Regions from separate parts of the Homo sapiens genome. Here all the other regions are linked to region 3. Evidence: chromatin loops called from intact Hi-C (ENCODE). Cell type or tissue: natural killer cell. All regions are shown on one strand. Each heading gives the region's core, and the rest is flanking DNA. Links, peaks and the distances in the headings are about the cores only.

What was found. Peaks named below come from ENCODE experiments on the same cell type or tissue, not always from the same donor. Only the 100,000 strongest peaks of a DNase experiment are listed, where the experiment ranks them.
Region 1: it touches region 3 in a loop (4-fold over the local background); 4 of 110 quality-filtered maps call a loop at or near these places.
Region 2: it touches region 3 in a loop (7-fold over the local background); 21 of 110 quality-filtered maps call a loop at or near these places.

The regions. Positions count from the first base shown.
Region 1 is chr1:92,361,869-92,369,722 of GRCh38, forward strand. All of the region lies in intron 11 of RPAP2 (RNA polymerase II associated protein 2), which reads left to right. It also overlaps a transcript of GLMN not described here. Among named protein-coding and RNA genes, the nearest start is that of RPAP2, 67 kb to the left of the region's middle. RefSeq lists an enhancer at 3,841-3,890. In natural killer cell, for the core only: no CTCF peak of the experiment used is centred there; a DNase peak (open chromatin) is centred at 4,013; H3K27ac peaks cover 1,174 bases.
Region 2 is chr1:92,579,947-92,587,800 of GRCh38, forward strand. All of the region lies in intron 18 of EVI5 (ecotropic viral integration site 5), which reads right to left. It also overlaps the pseudogene LOC107985727. Among named protein-coding and RNA genes, the nearest start is that of GFI1, 97 kb to the left of the region's middle. RefSeq lists a silencer at 4,523-4,672. In natural killer cell, for the core only: no CTCF peak of the experiment used is centred there; DNase peaks (open chromatin) are centred at 4,075 and 4,645; H3K4me3 peaks cover 427 bases; H3K27ac peaks cover 1,344 bases.
Region 3 is chr1:92,312,350-92,320,203 of GRCh38, forward strand. All of the region lies in intron 6 of RPAP2 (RNA polymerase II associated protein 2), which reads left to right. It also overlaps a transcript of GLMN not described here. Among named protein-coding and RNA genes, the nearest start is that of RPAP2, 17 kb to the left of the region's middle. RefSeq lists a silencer at 5,543-5,837. In natural killer cell, for the core only: no CTCF peak of the experiment used is centred there; DNase peaks (open chromatin) are centred at 3,562 and 3,902; H3K27ac peaks cover 2,500 bases.

The DNA.
Region 1 (7,854 bases), core at 2,867-5,366, 50 kb after region 3:
TAGAAGAATTGGTTATAGAGCAGTTAATCACCAGGTCGATAGAGGTGGCACTAAGTCTTTTAGTTATTTATCTGATGCATCACAGATACAATTCTGGAGAATTCTTTAAATGTTTTACATGTTGATATTTGTTCGTTGAATTGGAAGCATTTATCAAATATTAATGGGTCCTAATGGAAATTTTTTACTCAAGAGGCAAACTCTTCCTTTAACTAGTTTTACTGAATGTATTTTAAAACATAGCCTTGCAAACTTAAATGAAAGTTATAAGGAGAAAAAAATTATTCCCAGGTGTATTAAGAGTGCTCGTTAAATTCAAGATCCTGATCACCGAGTGTGTTTTCTCCTCTGTTGTTAAACACTTCCATTTAGATTGTATATTATAGAGACTCAACAGCTTTTAAATATTCTTCCTGCCTCTGGCTTTTCTCATTCTGATAATTCCAGTTAACCAATAAAGTCCTGTGGTTTTTGGAAGCAAAATTCAAATGCTTCCATTTTATTCCTTGTTTAAATATTTTTACAAAGTTTTAAAGCAGATTTTACAAGCCAGAATGGTGAAAAAGAGCCTGGAATTTTCTGCTTCTCACTATTGGCTGTTTGTGTTGTCCCACCATTCGCTTTGAATGAGTTTGGGATTTGGCTGTTTGTCATTTTAGTACAGCTCAAGTATAATCTGCCTTAAAGATGGGAACATATCAGAATACACAAGGCTTAACATTGAAAATTCCGAGTGCAGCAAAAGCACTTCAGAAACTGCTCAAAACTGCTTGGTGAACACCTGCAATTTTTGTGGTGGTGAAAAGACATTACAGTAATTGAATCTCCAGGACTATTTCCATTTTATTTATATACTAATTTTCTTTTCAGTGAGTTTTGAGGCCCCACATTATAATGTTTTTTATCACTTACAGGTTTTTCATTGCAATGAGTGACAAATCTGCTGCACTGCAAAAATGTTTCATGAGAATAAAAAAATTGCCAGGTTATAACTAGTATTATTCTGGTTTCAGTGCAGAAAAAAATGTTGCTCTAAAATACTAAGACTTACACAACTTTTACATGCTCCAAAATCAATCAAGTTCCCAAACATATAAAATTAAGTGCCACTAGCTAATTCTTTGCAGCCAAGGTTATACATTGAGATAGAAGGTTATACATTGAAAGTAGGAGTAAAATCTATACTCCTTCTCCAGGGGGAAAAAAATGCACATTTGAAAAAATAAAAGCCTTTTTATAATTTGAAGGAGTCTATGAACCCCTGCATCTCAAGTTAAGATAAGGAAGTGGAGTCAGTAAACGTTGGCTTCTCTTTTGAGGAACCTGATGATAAGGGTAGGAAAGAGATTGAACAGTAACCATTTGTTTTGGATAGAAACAGACTTAAGCATACGGTATGGAGAAGGAGCCAATAAAGAAAAATAATTTGAAGCTGCGGGCAAGGTAGATACACATGATGGAACAGGGCAGGTCTCAGAGGAGGCACAAGGAAATGTGATCATGGCACAGGCAGATGGAATAGTGTGAACAGGAGAGAAATACTACATCTTCTGAGACAGGAAGAAAAGAACAGCGTGGCTGCAGATGCATTTATAGGTAGAAGGGAGAGATTTTTACATCATGCCTAACAACTTCATTTTTCAGTGAAGTAGGGTATGAGGTTCTCTTCTAAGAGTACAGAAGTTACGGTTGTATAAAGAGTGAAAACACAATTGACCCTTGAACAACATGGGTTTATGGGTTTGAACTGTGCAAGTCCACTTCTATGCGGATATTTTTCCACCTCTGCCACACTTAAGATAGCAAGACCAACCCCACTTCTCTTTCTCCTCCTCCTCAGCCTACTCAATGTGAAGACAAGGATAAAGACCTTTATGATGATCTACTTCCACTTAATGAATAGTAAATATATTTTCTCTTCTTTATGATTTGCTTAACATTTTTTTTCCTCTAGCTTACTTTATTATAAGGATCTAATACATATCCTTACATATGCATTATGTAATATTTATTATAAGCATATAACATAAAATATGTGTTAATCGACTGCTTATGTTGTCTCTAAGGCTTCTGGTCAACAGTAGGCTATTTATAGTTAAGTTTTGGGGAGTCAAAAGTTATATACAGATTTTCAACTGCATGGGGGAGGGGGTCAGTGTCCCTAATGCCTGCATTGCTCAGGGGTCAACTGTAATGATAATGGAGTAGTCATTGAGAGGATCCAGAAAAGGAGCTAATTCAGGGTGAGAGAAAATTGACAAGTGACATTAAGTATCCAGATGAGGCTACAGATCATGGATTTGTAGTGGTATCGACCTTCAGGGTTCCCTTCTTCCCCATATCTCCATACCACCAGTAGTTTCCAGCCATCTATTATAGGTATGGAGAAAGCAGATTGCAACATTTATCTCAGGGTGTAGGTTTTGCTAGGTAGAAAAGCTAAAGCAAGGATGCAAGAGGTTTGGAAGAGTACTAATGAGATAATAGTTCAAAAAATCAAGACAAATATAAGGAAGAAAAGTAGAGTTACCTAGAAAGAAAATTGGTCATCCTCATCAAATAATTCTTGTGTTTCTCCCCCCAAAATGGTATCTTCAGCTCTGACATCTCTCCTAAATCGTAGACCAAATTTTTTTTTATTTTTTGCTGGGCACCTTCATTTGGATATCTCCCAAGCATTTCAAACTCTCAAATTTGAGATTAAGTCATTTTGCCTTTCAAATGGCCCCTTTTGGTGGCATTGGTATCCTCCTAATTACCCAGAATTGTGCTTCTCTTTATCTCTCATATCTAATCAATTGCTAAGTCCTTTTAGTTCTGTATACAGTTAGCTTTCTCCATTGCCACTGCTACTAACCCACATTAGGCCTTCATTACTTGCCTAGACTGCTGCAATTATAGCCCTCCCAAGCAGGTCTCCTTGCCGTGTGTCTCTTCATTCAACTAGTCCATCCTTCCCTCTAGCTTTAAAAATCATCTCACTGAAGCTTAACTCTGATCAAGGCAGGCCTTTGTTCAGCAACTTAGTGACTTCCCAGCTCCTACCAGATAATTTTGCATGAAATTCAAGGCCCTTCAGAAGTGGCCCCAACTTACCTATTCACCTTATTTCCCTTTTATGTCTTCACATTATGTCCACTGACTGTTTCCCCCACAATCATCTTCAATAGGACTTGACCTATGCTTGAAACTTATTTTCTTTTCATATCTGCCTATTCTAGCCTTCAAGATCCAGTTCAAATGTTACCAACTCCTTAGAAGCCTTCCTTAACACCCCACAGTCAGAAATAATACCTCCCTTGTATAAACCCCCTTAAGTAAGACCTCTCATTGGGCCCTTCTGCTTTGTTACACATTTATATAAAAATCTCATTTTCTTTACTATCCGATTTCTTCCAAAAGTGTAGTTAACAAGTATAACAAATAAACAGAACTACACAAATTTATTCAATTCAGAACTTTAACACAGCTTCACATCAGTTGTTTTCAATACTGGCTATACATTAGAATTACATGGGGAGGTTTTAAAAAAATACTAATGGCTGATTCAAAGATTTTGATTCATTGGTCTTGGGTGGGGCATGGGCATAAGAATTTTTTAAGTTCCCCAAGTGATTCTAATTTGTGCAGGCAGAATTGAGAACCACTGTCTTAATTCTAGTGCACATTGGTGTGCTAAGTAGAGAAGTGCTAAATCAGTTGACTTAGCTGCATATACCAGGATTTGCTTGGTTAGAGGTACTTAACCTTTTTTCTAAAATCGTTAATAGTTTGAAAGGTTCCTCTTGACTATCACAAAGGAAGGGTGAATTAGAAACAGCAAAACTGTTGGTTTTCATTTGTACGTTTTATTTGGTTATGACAGATTTCAAAAATTATTTGAAGAGTATATCCAAGTGGGTCTTTGAAAATTGTAAGATCTACTCAGTTCTTAAAATGAATCAGACATGTGAACTTGTGTGGTCTAGCGGTTAGAAGTGTAGACTAGTGGGAGTACTTCTGGGGTTATTTGTTCATCTTTTACTGACTTACATGACCTTAAGAAAGTCACTTGAGCCTCAACATTTCCTGCAACTTCACAGAAAGGTTGAAGACCAACAAGTCAGTCTCATAAAAAAAAAATTTAACAAACTTGGAAATCACGATAGCTTCTTAGGTTTGACTGAGTTGTTGAGATCTTTCCTGCCACAAAGGGAACAACTAGGAAAGAACTGGCATTCAGGAGAAGCTCTCTAGCTCCAATTTAGAAAGTTTCCCACCATCCATTTTAAAGTATCTGAATGTTTTAGCCGGATGTGGTGGTGCTTGCCTGTAGTCTCGGCTATTTGGGAGGCTGAGGTAGAAGGATTGCTTGAGCCCAGGAGTTTGAGGCTGCAGTGAGCTGTGATTGCACCACTGCACCTCAGCCTGGGTGACAGAGCCAGACCATGTCTCTTAAAAAAAGTGTCTGAATTTTAAATTTAGCTCTGACCTCTTGGCATTTGTTTCCTTATCAATTATAAAACCATATTTACTGAAAAACAACATCAATAACAGCAGTTTAGCAAAGTACCACAAAGTAGTTACCTATGCATGTGGCCCAGTCCATGTTATTTTATGGAAAAACAAAAACTCTTCAACAGGGTGACAGGTTCGTTCTCTATGCCCAGGGAGCTATTGTGTTACTTTGGGGAGGAAGCCAGGGGCCACATGTGAGACAGATGTTTTCGGTGTCTCACTAATGGAGTTGAATCTTCTGCCTTTTCCTCAATAACAAACAAGCAAGGCAGAGAAAGAGTTAATATTAAACATGAAATTGTAATTACTTTCATGCTAAGGAGCATGCAGTATATATTGTATATTTTATCTAACATACAGATAAAATTCCTTTTGAAAGTATATACCAGACTTTTTTTTCAGTATCTGAGAGAGGCATTTTGCAAAATGTCTGGGGTTTGTATGGAGCCCTGCAATTTCTGGAAATAGGTGACATTTTGACCCTTGGTGTTACTGGTCACAGCTCTTCATTTCAGTTTTGATTGTATGGGTGTGCAAACAGGTATTTTGGTTTAATCCTTGATCATTTACCACTTGTTCTTGTAGAAAAGGGAGAAATCTCTACTCAAGTTTTAGAAGAAGATAAAATATGGGTAAGGTGACAGTTGTTACTGCCATGCAGGAAGAAAATATTGGGGCTTGATAGATAAGCAAATAAACAAGATACCTTTGTGATAAAGGTCTCCACTTTTAGCACTCTTCTTAGCCAGTATGACCCTCAATAATTCCTTTACCATCTCCAAAGCTTCAGGTACTTCAGCTCTCAAAAGGAAAGTGACTGGATAGGTTGCACCTAAAACACATTTGGGAAAATTAAGTGTGATTTCCTCAAATATAACCGTATAGCCTCCTAAAATAAGACTATGCTGTTAAACCTCTTCTTTTAGATTCTTTACTTACCCAACCCATTATTAATTAGTGCCTCATCTATCCCAGACGGCTTTTGCGTTTGTTTGATTGTAAGCCTTCAAAGTGTCAGGTATTATAATACCCATTTGTTTTAATTGGTTAAAGTGATAAACATAGTGCCTGTGCATGTACACATTGAAGGTATGGCTGTTTGACAGAAATAATCTTCCTACCTTCTCCTTCCCAGCCCTAACTTCTGAAGGGTGAGAGAATGAGTGTTTAAAAAAATTTTCTTTTCAGCCCAATGTTATCTTTTAGCAGTCTTTACATCTTCATCACCTTTATGCATGGTAATCAGCAGAACAGGTCTCCCTACTGCAGCAGAACTCTGCATGAACCCAGTAATTTCTCAAATCTGATAGGTACAGAAAAGTGTGTGGCCTTTCACTTCCTGTCCCTTCCTCCAACCCCAAACCATAGAGAAGCATGCTTTCTGGTGACATTTTATTCACATAGACATTCTCACAGCTCTTTATTCTGTAAGAAAGATTATGTGGAGTATGAGGAGTGTTGTTCCGTGTCATTTTATAACTGCCTACTCGTTTGATTTTGCAAATTTGGAAATAAATTATGAACGCTCAGGAAAATCCTTCTATGAGAGAGTTATTACTTCTGTCCAGTTTTGAAAGTCAGGTTTGCAGCTATCTGTGCTATATCATTTTAGGAAGGTGCCTGATGTGATCTTCACACGTATCACCTAGGATTATTCAGGAAAGGATAATTCAGATTGTGGAGCTACAATATGGAGTTTCCAGTGGTTCAGTATGAGTGCAGTGAGCAAGACAATAGGGACCAGAATGGGGAAGGCCACTTAAAAATCCAAGTTCATGGCTGGCCACAGTGGGTCACAAGGTCAGGAGTTTGAGACCAGCCTGGCCAACACGCTGAAACCCCATCTCTAATAAAAATACATAAATTAGCTAGGCGTGGTGGTGGGCACCTGTAATGCCAGCTACTCGGGAGGCTGAGGCAGGAGAATCGCCTGAACCCAGGAGGCAGAAGTTGCAGTGAGCCGAGATCGTGCCACTGCACTCTAGCCTGGGCGACAGAGCAAGACTCTGTCTCAAAAAAAGAAAAAAATCCAAGTTCGTTACTGACTTTTATTGTACTCCACGAGATAAAAAACATAGAGATTCATCAGTTTAGCTCTACTTGCTCAATAAACCACAACTTTAACTCTTTATATATATTTTTCTGTTGACAGAATACAAACTGGTGACTTCCAAAATTATGGGTACCTTACTTCTGAGGTTTAGTCAAGAGTTTGTACAGCTCTAAATCCTTGGATAGAAGGTTTTAATAAAAATGCCAACTTTTAATTAAAAATCTCTCTCTTGATTCAGTTATCTTGCCCAAACTTGGAAACTCTTCTTACTACTGTATATAATAATTCCTGTTAACCAGATGTTGTTTGATAGCTCAGTAATAACAAATGGAGGGTACTTGTCCTAACCTGATTTACATTCTTTCCTTTTGATGTGTAGCATATGTGGAGCAGTCAGCTAAATAAAGGTCTTATCAATAAGATGCAGTTTGACACTTGGCTTTTTGCTTTTGTTGTTACGCCACTTACCATATGGTAAAGAATTGTTATAGAAGGATATCTGTATTTTCAGAAGTGAGGTTTGAATTGGTGGAGGTTTCATGAGCAGTTTCCTCATTTGTGATTTATACATTGTAAGTTTTTATCATGTGAGTTGTTTTCAAATTATATTCACCAGCAGATAGCCTGTGTTAAGCCATCTTAAGTGTCACCTTTTGAGGTTTTTATTCATACTTAAAAGCAATTGAAAGAAATAACTTTCAACAGAAATCTTTTGTTTTTACTTACAGCCAATCACATTCTCTGCTGATTATTTTAATAAGTATTTCCTGCATAAAACACATTAAATATCAGCTGTAGTATAAATTACTGTTTTTTATTTACATAGAAGTTATTTGGGCCCACCATGTTATTATGGGGTTTTGCTTGTTTGTTTTGTTTATGTTTTAGAGACAAGGTCTGTCTCGCTGTTTCATCCAGGTTGGAGTACAGTGACATGATCATAGCGCACTGTAAACTTGAACTCCTGGGGTCAAGTTTACAAGTTGTGGGAACCGATCCTCCCACCTCAGCCTCTTGTTGGGACTTCAGGCGTGCACCTCCACACTCAACTAATTTTTTTATTTTTAGTAGAGATGGGATCTTGCTCTGTTGCCCAGACTGGTCTCAAGTTCCAGGCCTCAAACAGTCTTCCTACCTCAGCCTTCCAATGCACTGGGATTGCAGGTATAAGTCACCACTCCCATCCTGGATTTATTTGATATTCACTATTAGAAGTTGCAAGATTGGAATAGAGGCTTGAGTCCCTTTCATTGTGTATTGGGGTAGGAGTTGTTCATTAATGAAAAAATTAAACAGGTAAGTAA
Region 2 (7,854 bases), core at 2,867-5,366, 270 kb after region 3:
TTTCATTGTGAATAAACAATGACTCAGGGAGAAGGAACATTTAGAATAATAATCATATATGTATTATTAAAGTAGAAACAATGAAACCTTCAGAATGACAATGTATTTTTGTTGGAATTTTGTATCTATCATTATCGCTATACACTTATCTGATCAAGCTAAAGAAAACCCATGAGGCTAATGCTTGAACAAGAATGGCATTTAAAATTAATTTATATGTAAACATTTTTTTCAGCAAAATTCTAGAAGTTTGTCCATTTTAGAGTCATTCTTTCCTGTTTAATCCAAAAATCAAATTCCACCCAGCAAGGACTGCTATTCCAATAATGTTGTAATCTTTTGCAATTGTCTGCTAGTGATCCTGATTCATATATTGCATTCATAACAACCAAAAATAAAAGAATATTTAATTAACACTAGGCATTCTAAAAGCTTCAAAGCTTAAGTAATAAATTTTAAAAACCAATCAATGATAGTTAAAGTAAGGGGTTCTCAATTTTACATATTTTGTTAAGCTTTATTGTACAGACTAAAATTTTGGTTTTGTAGGCTCAGTATTACTAAGTTGCTTATTGTATTTAGTAGTTTCTTGTATCACCTCTTGTAAGTATCCAATTCGTTCATCACCAAAGTCATTAGGTTTTTCTTCTGAGAGGGAGGTGCCAAAACATGCTTTTTCAGTTGAATTTTGTGTTTTATCTTGCTTGCCATAACATTGCTGCATACACCTTCCATTCCTGCAAATACACTGAGCCTTGTCAGAACCAACAGTCTTATGTCTCCTAAATTAGTCCTTCATGCACTGGTTGCCCAGGGCTTTGATGTCTGGGGGCAGAACCAGGTGCAGCTGCAAGATATGTCTATACAAGGCCTGGACACAGCACTCTGTGGGTGGACTACCAGCCACTTGTTCAAAGGGCTATCTTATCTTTCAATCTGTTAATTTTATTGAATTAATGTTAAGTTGTTTTACAGTGTGAAGCAACTGTAATTCTTCTTATCCTTGAATTACCTTTCTTCTTGGTTGGGATTTTTGGTTTTGTGAATGGTATTTCTTTCTGCTAAATAATAATCAATAATAATTAATAAATAATATAAACTAAATTGTTGTGCTATTTCTTTTCACCATGTTCATGGCTAGGTGATTGTCCACATATTCCAAGTACGCTAATGATATGGATGACACTAACTATCTCTCCACCATATTTGAGATCTATTTCCTTTGCCTTCCAAGCTCAAGCTTGTTCTCACTTTTCTATAGTCTCAGGAAAATGCACAGTGAAAGAAAAAACCTAGCTAAACAAGGGCTCTTCTTACTCTTCTGAGATTTTGTTAAATATCTTGTACTACCTAGTTGGGGGAATATATCACAAAACCTGAGTTTTAGGATTCAGATCATTTCCCATATTCAGTGTGTTGCCCTAGGGCCTTCACTTAAGAGTGAGGTGTCACTTTTCTGATCTCTTTCACTTGGTTATCCTTTGCAGAAGTTTCTACCACTCCTCAGTCAGAAGATTACATACTCATTTTCCTTCTCTCCACATGTGAGATATAAATGAATTCTCCTGGGATTTTGCTGACTTACACAGCCTGGAAATGGGATAGATAGTCAAGGTTAGAAGCCAAGCCCTGGCAGGCCTCTCTGCTCTACCACTGTCTGCTTCTTTTGTTAGCTGTCACTTTTTAAAGTTTATTGCATTAGGTTATGTTCCTTTTCCTCTCAGGTTTATTGGGCAAGTTTTTGCTTAAAAAAAAAAAAACTATTTACTATTTTGTTAGATAGTTGGGGTAGGTAATTCTGGGAGTTTCAAGCCATCTTTGGTGCAACATTTATTTAAATAAAGTATGTAAAGGAATCTTTACACAGAAAGTACTTAAAACCTGCTACCTGCTCTTATGGCATAGAAGGTCAATACATGACTATTTTCTCCCTCCTAAAATTCATTCAGCAACTATTTGTTGAGCACCTGTGATATGCCAGGCACCAGGCATACAGCAGTAAATAAGACAAACAAGGTTCTAATGTAGTCACGACTCGCTTAACAATGGGGATACATTCTGAGAAATGTGTTGTTAGGGGATTTCATCGTTGTGTGAACACCGTAGGGTGTATTTACACAAACTTAAATGGTAGTGCCCACTATACATTTAGACTATACAGTATAGCCTACTGTTCCTGGGCTACAAATATGTACAGCATGTTACCGTATGGAATACTGTAGGCAACTGTAACACAGTGGTTAAGTATTTGTGTGTCTAAATATTTAAACATAGAAAAGGTACAGAACACATACTGTCTCATAATCTTATGGGACCCAGATGATATATGTGGTCCATCGTTGACTGAAACATCATGGGGTGTGAGAGTTAATTTTTAAAGTAAAAATAATTTCAGGCACTGACAAGAGCCATAAAGAATATAAGACATGATAATGAGACACAGTAACAATGTGAGGGGCCTACTTTACAAAGGTGGTCAGGCAGTGACTTATATCTAGGCTGAGATTTAAATGATGAGAAGGTATCAGTCATGGGAAGATTAGGGAGCACAGAATTGCAATCATAAAAAAGAGCACAAGCAAAAGCCTTAATGTAGGAATGAAAGAGCTTGATTCAAGAAAAAAAAAGGAGGTGAGTAGTTGCTAGAACTAACTGGTGAAGGAGAATGCCATTTAAAATGGGTCAGAGAAATGGGCAGGAGCCAGACAACACTCAGGGACTTTAAGGCCAGAAAAAAAGGTGGCCCTTTTGCTTGGTAGCCCAAGTTTCCTTTGTTACTTTTTCCCTATAATTATCTGGAAGTTCTAGTTCTTATTTCCTTTCTAGCAACAGTTACTTTAAATGTCATTTAAATATACATAAAATATTATAATGATAATCATATAAATTCATAAAGAATAAAAAGTGAACTCATATCCTCTACTCTTTTGCACCAAGCCCTTTACTATCTCCTGAAGGAATATTTCAACAGTTTTGACAGGATCACTGCAGCCAATTTCAATGCATTTAAGTACATATGCATGTAACATATATACATATTAACATGCACATGTACTTAATATATATAAATACAATACATATACTCACAAATGCTTTTTAATACATACAAATGGGAATATATATTCTGCTTATAATTTGCTTTTTTCACCTAGTATGTCTTGTAGATCTTTATTCTTTCTGAAAGACGCAGAATATTCCAGAGTATAAATATACTATAGTGTAACCATTCTCCTACTGATGGGTAGTTACTATTTTTTCTAAATATTAAAAATAACCTTGGGGTCAGGCGCGGTGGCTCATGCCTGTAATCCCAGCACTCTGGGAGGCTGAGGTGGGTGGATCACTTGAGGTCAGAAGTTTTGAGACCAGCCTGGCCAACATGGTGAAACTCCATCTCTACTAAAAATACAAAAAATTAGCTGGGCATGGTGGCACGTGCCTGTAATCCCAGCTACTTGAGAGGCTGAGGCAGGAGAATCGCTTGAACCTGGGAGGCGGAGGTTGCGGTAAGCCGAGATCACGCTACTGTGCTCCAGCCTGGGCGACAGAGTGAGGCTCTGTCTCAAAAAAAAAAAAAAAAAAAAAAAAAAATTAGATTTTTCATCCACCTTCATCAGTTACATAAAGAATACAAAGAAATCTAAAATAGAAGGAAAAAATCAGAATAGGAATAAAATTTTTAAAAAGATGGCTTATTTAAATTTGCAATTATTTTCTAGTATTGTACTGGCCAATGGTATTAGAAGTATAAGCTACTGGAAGTACCAATGCCTTCTCTCTCTCTCTCTTTTTTTTTTTTTTTACATTCTTTCCAGATATCTAATATAACAAACTGAAACTTATAATTAGTTATTAAATTTTCACATATTAACTTTAGGATAGGAAACCACTACTTAATATATTTTAACATTTTACTCCTGGCTATTAACATTTACAACATGGGTTACAAATAGGTATCATACCTCTAAAGGAAGTAACAGAAACAATTAGTAATCTCTCTCTGTTCTTTTTCATAGAGATTTCAAAATAAATCTAAGGTTATGCATAGGATGTGGGTTTTTCTCCGGGAGTAGTATTACAGAAGGTTTGTGGTATTAGAAGGGTCATGACACAATGCAAGTTGCTTAGTCTCAAACACAAGCGTAAAGCTTTCATTTTAAGAATATTTTATATTATACCCACAGATGAAAAATCTAACAAAAAGAGACACGGTGGTACATAAAGATATATTCAAGTGCTCTCTCTTTCGTAAAAAATCAAACCTTTTTAGAGACAATTTAAAAAGCAATCTCTTGATTGTTTAAAAGGTTAAATAATGCTTTTTTTTTTCCAGGCTTTATTATGAAACTATGTTCAACGGTCACAGAGGCAACCACATTAACTTGCAGCATGGATACAAATTTTAAGTTCTACATTGATATTTTCAACGCACATATGAAGCAAAATGTCTTAAGCAAATTATTACTGCATATGAAATTACTATAGTAGAAGAAAACCCAATAATTTGAGTAAATCTGTAACACTTGGTAAGTAATCACTCTGATTAATCAACATCACCTTACTGAAATATCAATAGCAACCACTAGGCTTTAGTAGGTTATTACTGATTTGTACTTTGCCAAAAGAAAAATTAATCAGAATGGTAAATGTGGTAAGCGGTAGCCTCTCCATGACTTCAAGGTGACTCATTTGAAACTTCTAAAAACAAATCATACTCATATCATGTACTACTGATAAGTTTTTGAAACAGTTTCCTGTAATTTAAAGTCATGGACAAAGGTTTGAATATTCTTCTTAGTAATTAGAAAAAGTAAAAGTACACATAAATGTCTTTTAAAAACCAATAATGAAATCTGAAAAATATATAAGGGATAAAAGAAATCAAATATTTGGCTAGTATTTTTCAGTATTAAGACTGATTTAATTCCATTTCAGAAGAGAAATATACATATACACAGGACTAGCTAAAGGCACAGTTTAAAAATACCAGCCCAAGGCCGGGTGTGGTGGCTCACACCCATAATCTCAGCACTTTGGGAGGCCGAGGTGAGCAGATCACCTGAGGTCAGGTGTTCGAGACCAGTTTGGCCAACGTGGTGAAACCCCATCTCTATTGAAAATTTAAAAATTAGCCAGGTGTGGTAGCAGTCACCTGTAATCCCAGCTACTCAGGAGGCTGAGGCAGGAGAATTGCTTGAACCAGAAGGCTGAGGTTGCAGTGAGCCGAGATTGCACCATTGCACTCTAGCCTAAGAGACAGAGTGAGACTCCATCTCAAAAAAAAAAAAAAATCAGCCCAGTGCTTTGCAGGGCTGAGTCAGGATTATTTGAGGCCAGAAGCTCAAGATCAGCCTGAGCAACATAGCAAGACCCCATCTGTACAAAAAATTTAAAAATTAGCAGGGCATGGTGGGGTGTGCCTGTATTGCTAGCTACTAGGGAGGCTTAGGTAGAACTGCTTGATCCCAGGAGTTCAAAGCTGTAGTACGCTGTGATTGCACCACTGAACTCTGTCCTGGGCAACAGAGCAAGACACTCTCCCTCTCTTAAAACAAGTCAGCATTCACACAAGGTCTAAAAGGTAGAAAATATTCCTCATAAATCATAATTTAATTGGAAACAAATCAATTTTGTGACCAATACTTAAAATTTGATATAATTCCAATGGCTCCTAAAAACTATGGACTCACAAACTAGTTTTAAAAAAAATTAGATACTTTTTAGAAAAGTTTTAAATTTACAGAAAAATTGAGAAGATAGAGAGTTCCCACATACCCTCCCACAGTTTCCCCTATTATTAATATATTAGTGTGGTACCTTTGTTACAATTAATGAACCAATATTGATACATTACTACTAAAGTCCTTAGTTTATTCAGATTTCCTTTGCCTTTGTTTTTTAACCTGTTTTTTTTTTTTCCTGTTTCTAGAATTCTATCCAAGACACATTACATTTAGTTGTAATGTCTCCTTAGGTTCCTTTTGGCTGTGACAGCTTCTTAGACTTTGCTTGTTTTTGATGATCTTGTCAGCCTTGAGTCATTACTATTCAGGTATTTTGTAAGATCTCCACAAGGGGAATCTGTCTGATAGTTTTCTCATGGTAAGACTAGGGTTATGGGTTATCAAGAGGAATACCAGAGAGGTAAAGTGCCATTTTCATCATGTCACATGATATCAAGGGTATGTACTATCAGTGTAATTTATGACTGTTGATGGTAATCTTAATCACCTGGCTTAGGTAATCTTTGTCAGGTTTCTCCACTGTAAAGTTACTCTTTTTGTCCCCCATACTTTTCCTTTGGAGGGAAGTTGCTAAGTGCAGCCCATGCTTATGGAGTGGAGATTTATACTTCCCCTCCTTGAGGGTGGAGTATCTACAAAAATTATTTAGAATTCTTCTGCATATTTGTCTCTTAACTCACATTTATTAATTTAATCATCATTTAAATCAATATAGGCTCATGGATATTTATTTTATACTTTGGGTTATAATCTACTTTGGGTTATTATACTTTGGCTTGTGTATTTCAAGTATGTAATACTTCAAAATTTTTTTTTTCTCAAATTGTTCTACCTTTGGTCATTGGGAACTCTTTCAGTTGGCTCCTCTGTCCCTTCAACACACTCCAATTAATGTAGGTTTTTTTTTTTTTTTGGCTGTGTGTGTGTGTGTGTGTGTGTGTGTGTGTGTGTGCATTTTGAGTACTTCCTTACTTATTGGCATTATAAGGTGCTCCAGGCTTATCTTCTATATTTCCTGTCCCCGTCCTAGAATCAGCCATTTCTTTTTTTTTTTAATTTTATTATTATTATACTTTAAGTTTTAGGGTACATGTGCACAATGTGCAGGTTAGCTACATATGTATACATGTGCCATGCTGGTGTGCTGCACAGAATCAGCCATTTCTGTGAGAAGCCCTGGTCCCCTTCACTGGAGAATGGTATTAAAAACCAAAATCTGGGCACTAAGTGTACATAAACTAATTTTTAATAACACCAAGTGAGCATATATATTATGGTACTTAAGAGTCCAAACTCCCCTAATTCTTAACTGAGATCTTACTATGAGCTCATCTTGGGGGATCCAAATGATGTTCTTCAATTCTAGATATAGCAATATCCTAAAAACCTCTAGATACTTCATCCCTTTAAATTTAACTGTGTACTGAAGTTGGACACGAAAGAATCTCTGAACACTTCAGAAAAAAGTTTTTAAACAGAATCTCGCAATCCCTAATGACTAGATAGCAAGCTAGGTAAAGCAGTCTATGTACGTATTTTCCTGACAATTAATATTAAGACAAGATACAATTACAGAAGATATTTTTTCAAATTAAAAATGCTTAAAATTGAGAAATGCCTTAAAGAAAAATGAAAAATATTTTAATATTTAGGTAAATTGCTCAAAACGAAAGCCATAAACGATTGTGCTTCAGGGGCAAAAAAAAAAAAAAAAAACTATTAACAAGTTAGCTCAGGAAACTGGAAAGTACAAACTAATCACAAAGCTTTATGATAAATTCCATCATTTAGTAATGTCATGGTAATTTCACATAATTAAAAAATATAATATTTTTAAGTTAATGGTAAAGGTTTTATCACTTCCTCTCCATCTCTGTCAAAACTACATACTGATCTGAGCACAGTGATTTAAACCTAGCACCCTCATTCTATGTCAGAACAGAATTTTGAGTGGGCGTTTTTAAGCCAAGAGTGGTTGGGGTATTGCCCATCTGAGGCATCCCTAGAGGTTATCTGTTGGGCAAACTAATCAAAATGGGTAAATGTTACTGGGTACCAGGAAAAAAACCAAAAGTTGGATTTGAGTAGACCTACACTCTTTTAAATGAAA
Region 3 (7,854 bases), core at 2,485-4,984:
TTCATGGTTGCAGTGAGTTAGATCACACCACTGCACTCCAGCCTTGGCAACAGAGCAAGACCGTGTCTCAAAAAAAAAAAAAAATTGAAGTCAGTCCTCTCAAACTTCATTGCTGCTTATCAGCTAAGTTTATGGAATATTCTAAATCTTGTGTTACCATTTCAACGATGTTGACAGCACCTTCATCAGGAGTAGATTCCATCTCAAGAAACCAGTTTCTTTGCCTATCCATAAGAAGCAGCTGTATATCCGTTCAAGTTGGATTATGAGATTGATGCAATTCAGTCACATCTTCAAGCTCCACTTCTAATTCTTATCTTGCTATTTCCACCATATCCATAGTGACTACCTCTACGGAAGTCTTGAACCCCTCAAAGTCATCCATTAGGGTTACAATCAACTTCTTCCAAGCACTTGTTAATGTTGATATTTTGGCCTCCTCCCATGAATCCCAAATGTTCTTTTTTTTTTTTTCCTTTTTTCTTTTTTTCAGACAGAGTCTCACTCTGTCACCCAGGCTGGAGTGCAGTGGCGCGATCTTGGCTCACTACAACCTCTGCCTCCTCAGTTCAGTGGCGAAATCTCAGCTCACTGCAACCTCTACCTCCCAGGCTCAAGCGATTCTCATGCCTCAGCCTCCCAAGTAGCTGGGACCACAGGCATGCGCCACCACACCCGGCTTATTTTTGTATTTTTAGTAGAGATGGGGGTTTTGCCATGTTGGCCAGGCTGGTCTCGAACTCCTGGCCCCAAGTAATCCACGCACCTTGGCTTCCCAAAGTGTTGGGATTACAGGCATGAGCCACTGTGCCCACTCCCAAATGTTCTTAATGACATCTAGAATGGTGAATCCTTTCGTGAAGGATTTCTATTTACTTTGCCCAAATCCATCAGAGGAATCACTCTATGGCAACTATACCTTTAGGAAATGTATGTCTTAAGACTTGAAAGTTGAAATTACTCCTTGACCCATGGGCTGCAGAATGGATATTGTGTTAGCAGGCATGAAAACAACACTAATCTTGTACATTTGCATCAGAGTTCTTGGGTGGCTAGGTACATTGTTAATAATCAGTAATATTTGGAAAGGAATCTTTTTTTTTTTTTTGAGCAGTAGGTTTCAACAGTTGGCTTAAAATATTCAGTAAGCCATGCTGTAAACAGATGTGCAGTCGTTTAGGCTTTGCTGTTCCATTTATGGAACACAAGCAGAGTAGATTTAGCATAATTCTTAGGGGCCCTAGGATTTTCAGAATAATAAATAAGCATTGGCTTCAACTTAAAGTTACCAGCTACGTTAGCCCCTAACAAGAGAGTCATCCTGTCCTTTGAAGCTTTGATGCCACATATTTACTTCTCCTCTATAGCTATGAAATCCCTAGATGGCATCTTCCTCCAATATAAGGCTGATTTGTCTACATTGAAAATTTGTTTAGTGTAGCTATCTTAATCAGTGCTCCTAGCTAGATCTGTTGGATAACTTGCTGTACCTTCTACATCAGCACTTGTGGCTTCACCTTGCACTTTTATGTTGTGGAGATGGCTTCTTTCCTTGAATCTCATGAACCAAACTTTGCTATCTTCTACCTATTCTTCTGCAGCTTCCTCACCTCTCTCAGTCTTCACAGAATTGAGGAGAGTTAGAACCTTGCTCTGGATTAGGCTTAAGGGAATGTTGTAGCTGGTTTAACCTATCCAGACCACTAAAACTTTCTCTATACCAGCAATAAGGCTGTTTTGCTTTTTTGTGTTCACTGGACTAGCATTTTAAATTTCCTTTAAGAACTTTTCTTTTGCATTCACAACTTGCGTACTGGCAAAATAGGCCTAGCTTTTGGCCAGTCTCAGCTTTTGACATGCCTTCCTCACTAAGCTTAATCATTTCTAGCTTTTGATTTAAAGTGAAAGAAAGTGTGACTCTTCCTTTTACTTGAACACTCAGAGGCCATTGTAAGGGTTTTTTTGTTGTTGTTGCTGTTGCTGTTGTTTTTTGGTTTTTGGGTTTTTTTTTTTTTGCATTTAGTAGTGCATTTTATTTATTCTAAGTTGCATACATTTTTACATTTTTAACATCTGTGCAATTGAAATGGATCTCACAACTGATAGACTCTTAGATTACAGCTGGACACAGAGGCTAACACCAGTAATCCAGCACTTTGGGAGGCCAAGGCCGGTGGATCACTTGAGGTCAGGAGTTCAAGACCAGCCTGGCCAACAGGGTGAAACCCCATCTCTACTAAAAATACAAAAATAGGTGGTGGCATGCACCTGTAATCCCAGCTACTTGGGAGGCTAAGGCAGGAGAATCACTTGAACCCAGGAGGCAGAGGTTGCAGTGAGCTGAGATGGTGCCACTGCACTACAGCCTGGGCAACAGAGTGAGACTCCATCTCAATAAATTAAAAAAAAAAAAGGCTGGGTGTGGTGGCTCACACCTGTAATCCCAGCACTTTGGGAGGCCAAGGCAGGTGGATCACCTGAGGTCAGGAGTTTGAGACCAGCCTGGCCAACATGGCAAAACCCCGTCTCTACTAAAAATACAAAAATTAACCGGGCATGGTGGCTCACGCCTGTAATCCCAGCTACTCGGGAGGCTGAGGTGCGAGAATCTCTTGAACCCGAGAGGCAGAGGTTGCAGTGAACCGAGATAGTGCCACTGCACTCCAGCCTGGGTGAAGAGCGAGACTCTGTCTCAAAATCATAAATAAATAAATAGAAATTAGCTTTTCAGAGAGACAGAGGTCTTGTCTTGTTGCAGTCTCAAAAAAAAAAAAAATTTAAAGGAAAAGCAGTATTCAATGTCAGTGAGTCTTCCATTGTAAAGTTACTAATTGGCCTAATTTCAATATTGTTGTGTCTCAAGGAATAGGGAGGCCTGAGAAGAGGAAGCGAGATGGGTGAACAGCTGGTTGGTGGATCAGTCAGAACACACACATTTATCAATTAAGTTTGACATTTTATGTGGGCTTGGTTCATGGTACCCCAAAGCAATTACAACAGTAACATCAAAAATTACCACATATTACTATAACAGATAATAATGAAGTTTGAAATATGATAATTACCAAACTGTGACACAGAGAACACATTTTGTTGGAAAAATGGTGCTGACAGACTGGCAGACACAGTTACCACAAACATTCAATTTGTAAAAAATGCAGTATTTGCAAAGCGCAGTAAAGGAAAGCACAGTTAAACAAGGTATGCTTGTGTAAATTTATTTACCAGATTTTATAATACCAAAACCAAACAATATCCCTTAGAATTTATAAGAGTAATATCTTTATATCACAGTAAGCTCACTACCTCATTGGTATAGATGTTTAAATAAATTTAAGATTTAGACAAATTCATAAATTCTACCTCCATACTTTTATAAGGTTTTGGAGTCAGAAAGGGCCTTGGAGGTTTTCTAGCTCCTCATCTTTAAGGTATGTAAAATATCTGGAGTAGATCCGTAATGTCATGGAGACTAACAGTGGTTCTCACAAAATGTCTCCTGATACCCTGTTAGAGACAAAACATTGACCTAGAATGGTCTGGGTCGTGACGCACTGTGATGCTTCTCATCTTGTGAGTTAGAAATTTTTCACCCACTTGGTGGCCAGAAACAGACCACATAGAGTTTTGATGCTCTGAGACAGTGTGCTCACATAGGTAATTATATAGTTGCAGTTATAAATCCTGTTTGGCTAAATGTAGGCTCTGACAAGCCTTTGAAGGTGGGAAGTCTCCTGCATTGTAATCTAAAATCTTAAATCTAAGAAGGACAAATGTGGAAAATCAAATTATGATTTTAAAGATGAAATTGGGGTGAATGGTTAATGCTGACAGAGCTAAAAGCGCCATCATCTGGTCCAGAGTAGGGGATTTCACACGTTGCTTCTTGGCAGTAAACAGTAGAATCTCAGAGGTGCGGAAGCCAAAAACCTCTGCAGAACAACTATAACCTCTTCCTGAACAGCCACCTCTGTTGCTTGGTATGCAGAATAAAAGCTTTCTGAAACAGGGTTTGACATGTCTCAAAATAGATTTGAAAAGTTCTCACCATACCTGCTGCTTCTGTTGGTTTACATATAACATACATATTCCAAGTGATATATATGCACATATATATAAATATGTACATATATCCACTAAGTTCTTTGGCATAAGTTATTTCTAGTTTTAGATTTACTTTGCTAAAATGAAAACCAATCATCTAATTTATACCTTAGTGAAAGTAAGATGAAAATGTTTATAAAGAAACAGCTTACAAGCATTCTTTAACTAGGATGGTTACATATTTTTGTTTTGTAAACTGAGCTTTCACAACTATCTTCAGGACAACAAAAATTGTGGGAAGATAATAGAAAATACTTAGCTGGAAGAGAAATGGCACTTTCTCTTCAAACGAAAGAAATTTGGATTTCATCTAAGAAAGGACAGAAAAGAAAGAGCAATGTAACTTGGTGCTTCATTCTTTCTAAAACAGCACCTAGCAAAAACAAACTGGAATTTTATATCGAATCTTGAATCTAGTTTATTTCAGTGTCAGGTACCATTCTTTATAGATTGGGGATGAGGGAAGGTATTTAAGGTTCCTTTAAGATAGTTAAGATCTAGAAACAATGTTGAGTTTAGTTCTTAGAAAAATTACACAAAGGAGAAGAAAATAGTTTGTAAAGTATATTGAGTTCCTGTGAAAGGGATTAAGCAAAGGTGGTATCCTTGCAACTTTTTTGGGTCTTTTTCTAACACTAAATAGAGGCAACAGGATATAGAAAGGGCTTGGCCTAATTCGAATCCTAGATTTACTACTTGTTAGCTATGTGATCTTAGGAAGTCATTTAACCTCTCAAAACTTCGGTTTCCTCATCTATAAAAATAGAGTTGAAGGCTCGGTGCGGTGGCTCACAACTGTAATCCCAGCATTTTGGGAGGCCGAGGCGGGTGAATCATGAGGTCAGGAATTCGAGACCAGCCTGGCCAACATGGTGAAACCCCATCTCTACTAAAAATACAAAAAATGAGCTGGGCGTAGTGGCGGGTGCCTGTAATCCCAGCTACTCAGGAGGCTGAGGCAGGACAATCGCTTCAACCTGGGAGGCGGAGGTTGCAGTGAGCCGAGATTGTGCCACTGCACTCCAGCCTAGGCAACAGTGAGACTCTGTCTCAAAAAAAATAAAAATAAAAATAGAGTTGTAAATTGTGTGAGGATTAAATGAAATAATGTGTAAAACCATCTAGCAGACAATTTGGGAAGATGAAAAAGTGCTGGAGATGCATGGTGGCGATAGTTGCACAACAGTGTAAATATACTTCATGCTACTGAACTATATACCTAAAAATGTATTAAACGGTAAATTTTACCACAATTTAAAAAATCCACCTAGCATATGGTAGGTGATGCCTACCTTATGCTTTTTCCCTTGCCTTCTTTAAAGATACAATTTTCTTTTAATTCTCAAAAAATAACAAGTTGTATAGCAGGAGATGTTGCATAAAGCTGTCTTAAATTGCATTCATAATTTACAGTAATGTTTATATATTTTGATTACCATTTGATTGAGCTACACTTGGACCTCATTCTTGTTTGGAACTATTCTGCCTTCAAGATCTTGAAATAAGAGCTTCCCGTCTCTGACCACAACCTCTATCTCAATCTGCAGCTATCACTCCTGAGTCTGCTTTGTGACCTCATTTTGACCTCCTATCTCTAGCCTAGCTCTATTCTTCTGAGTTGGCAGACCCTCTTACTTTTGTTTTCTTGAGCTCTACAGTCAGCGATTACAGTGTCCTCTTAAACAATTGTAGATTCTTTCTCCCTTAACCTTCTGGCATGTCCACCTTCCCAACCTCCAGTCATACTTTTTTTCTATTTAGCTTGCTGAACATTTTGGGGAAAGTTCTCAAATAAGACCATTAGCGCTTTAGATAAGCTATCTCATTTAATTCAGTCCTCTTAGCATCCCTGGGGAAATATTATGTTACTCACTTTATGGATGGTGGAACTGAGGCTCAGAGTGGTATGGTGACTCACCCAAGGACACTTAGTTACATATAGATTTGGGATTTAAACCCAGGTCTGTCTGATATCCAAGCCTACATTCATTGTATCCCTTTGGCCCTGTTCTCTCTACTATGTTTTTCCCACCTTTTTTTTCTTTCTTACTGACTATAGAATAGACCTTTTCTACTCTCAAACTTTGAATCGACCACCAACCATAGTAGATAGTTTAACCCACTTTACTGAACCAATTGGAGGCATCCAGCAGAAACTCCTTCAACATTATTTTCTTCATATGGGCTCTCATTTCTCTGCCTCATTGCTGATAAAGTACCCTCCTTTATCTTACTGATTCCACTTTCTCTCCTGGGCCTTGCTTTATGATTTATTTGTATTCTGCCTCCTTTGAGATATCCTTTCATATTGATTATTTTCCCTCTACCTTAAAAAAACCTGAAAAATATCTATGAGCAGTCTTATAGTAATTGGTGATCTCAGTGAGAGCCATTTCAGGAGAGAAATGAGTACAGATTCCAGAAGGCAGAAAGCTGATAACTGAGTAGGAAATATGGAAGTTGAAAATGATGAGGGCAGACTTCTTTAATAAAGGCTTACGATGAAATGAGTAGGGGCTGTATGATCAAAGGATTGTTTGTTTGTTTTTTTTAAGAGATTGGGTAGATTTAAACACGATTACATGCTTTAAAAAAGAGAAAAAAGGGAGAGGTTTGTAGAGTAAATACCCCAGAGTGGAGATTCAAGGGATTAGCCTCAAATGCCTTTATATACAGACTGTATCCATCTTTATAAGCCCAGCTGAAATGACACCTCTCTGAAACTCCTTTTGATTGGCTCAGAAGCAAGTTTTTCTCTGATTTCCTGTAGCAGCTTATACATCTCTCATGGCATTTAACACATATTGTCTTGAATAACAGTGTAGTTATTATGAGCTTTACTGTCTGGGTTTGATTCCTGGCTTCACCACCTACTAGCTGTGTGATTTTGGGCAAATTGCTTATTCTCTCTGTACTCAGTTTCCTTATCTATAACATGGGGATAATATTAGTAGCTACATCGTTGTTATGAGGATCAATATCTGTAAAGCTCTTAGAACATGCATTTTTCTTCTACTAAATTTTAAGGTCTGGCAGGCGCGGTGGCTCACACCTGGTAATCCCAGCACTGTGGAAGGCTGAGGTGGGGGCAGTGGGGAGCGAGGGGTTGTTACTACTCCAATGTAACTGCTTTCTCAGAAATTAAGGCAAAAAGTCTTACTGACCATGTAAAGGAAATCCAACAATTATAAACAGTCTCTGCCTTTAAGGAGCTTATAGTCTAGTTAAGAAACCAGACTTAAACATATGAAAAGTTAAACATTGGCCAGGCACAGTGGCTCATGCCTATAATCCCAGCACTTTGGGAGGCCAAGGCAGGAGGATCACCTGAAGTCAGGAGTTCAAGACCAGCCTGACCAACATGGAGAAACCCCATCTCTACTAAAAATACAAAACTAGTTGGGCATGGTGGCACATGCCTGTAATCCCAACTACTTGAGAGGCTGAGGCAGGAGAATCACTTGAACCCGGGAGGCAGAGGTTATGGTGAGCTGTGATCACACCATTGCACTCCAGCCTGGGCAACAAGAGCAAAACTCCATCTCAAAAAAAAAAAAAAGAAAAAGAAAAAGTTAAACATTTAGGTAATGGTTCTAGTAGTAGGCCATAAAGGAGTTCATGATTAATTATGTTAATTGTACAGACAATGATGACTCTGGAATTTAGGGAAGGGATTTACTTTAGTCCAAGTTAGTCAAGGAAAACTTTATTGGGCTGGTGGAATTTGAACTTAACCCTGAAAAGTGAGTA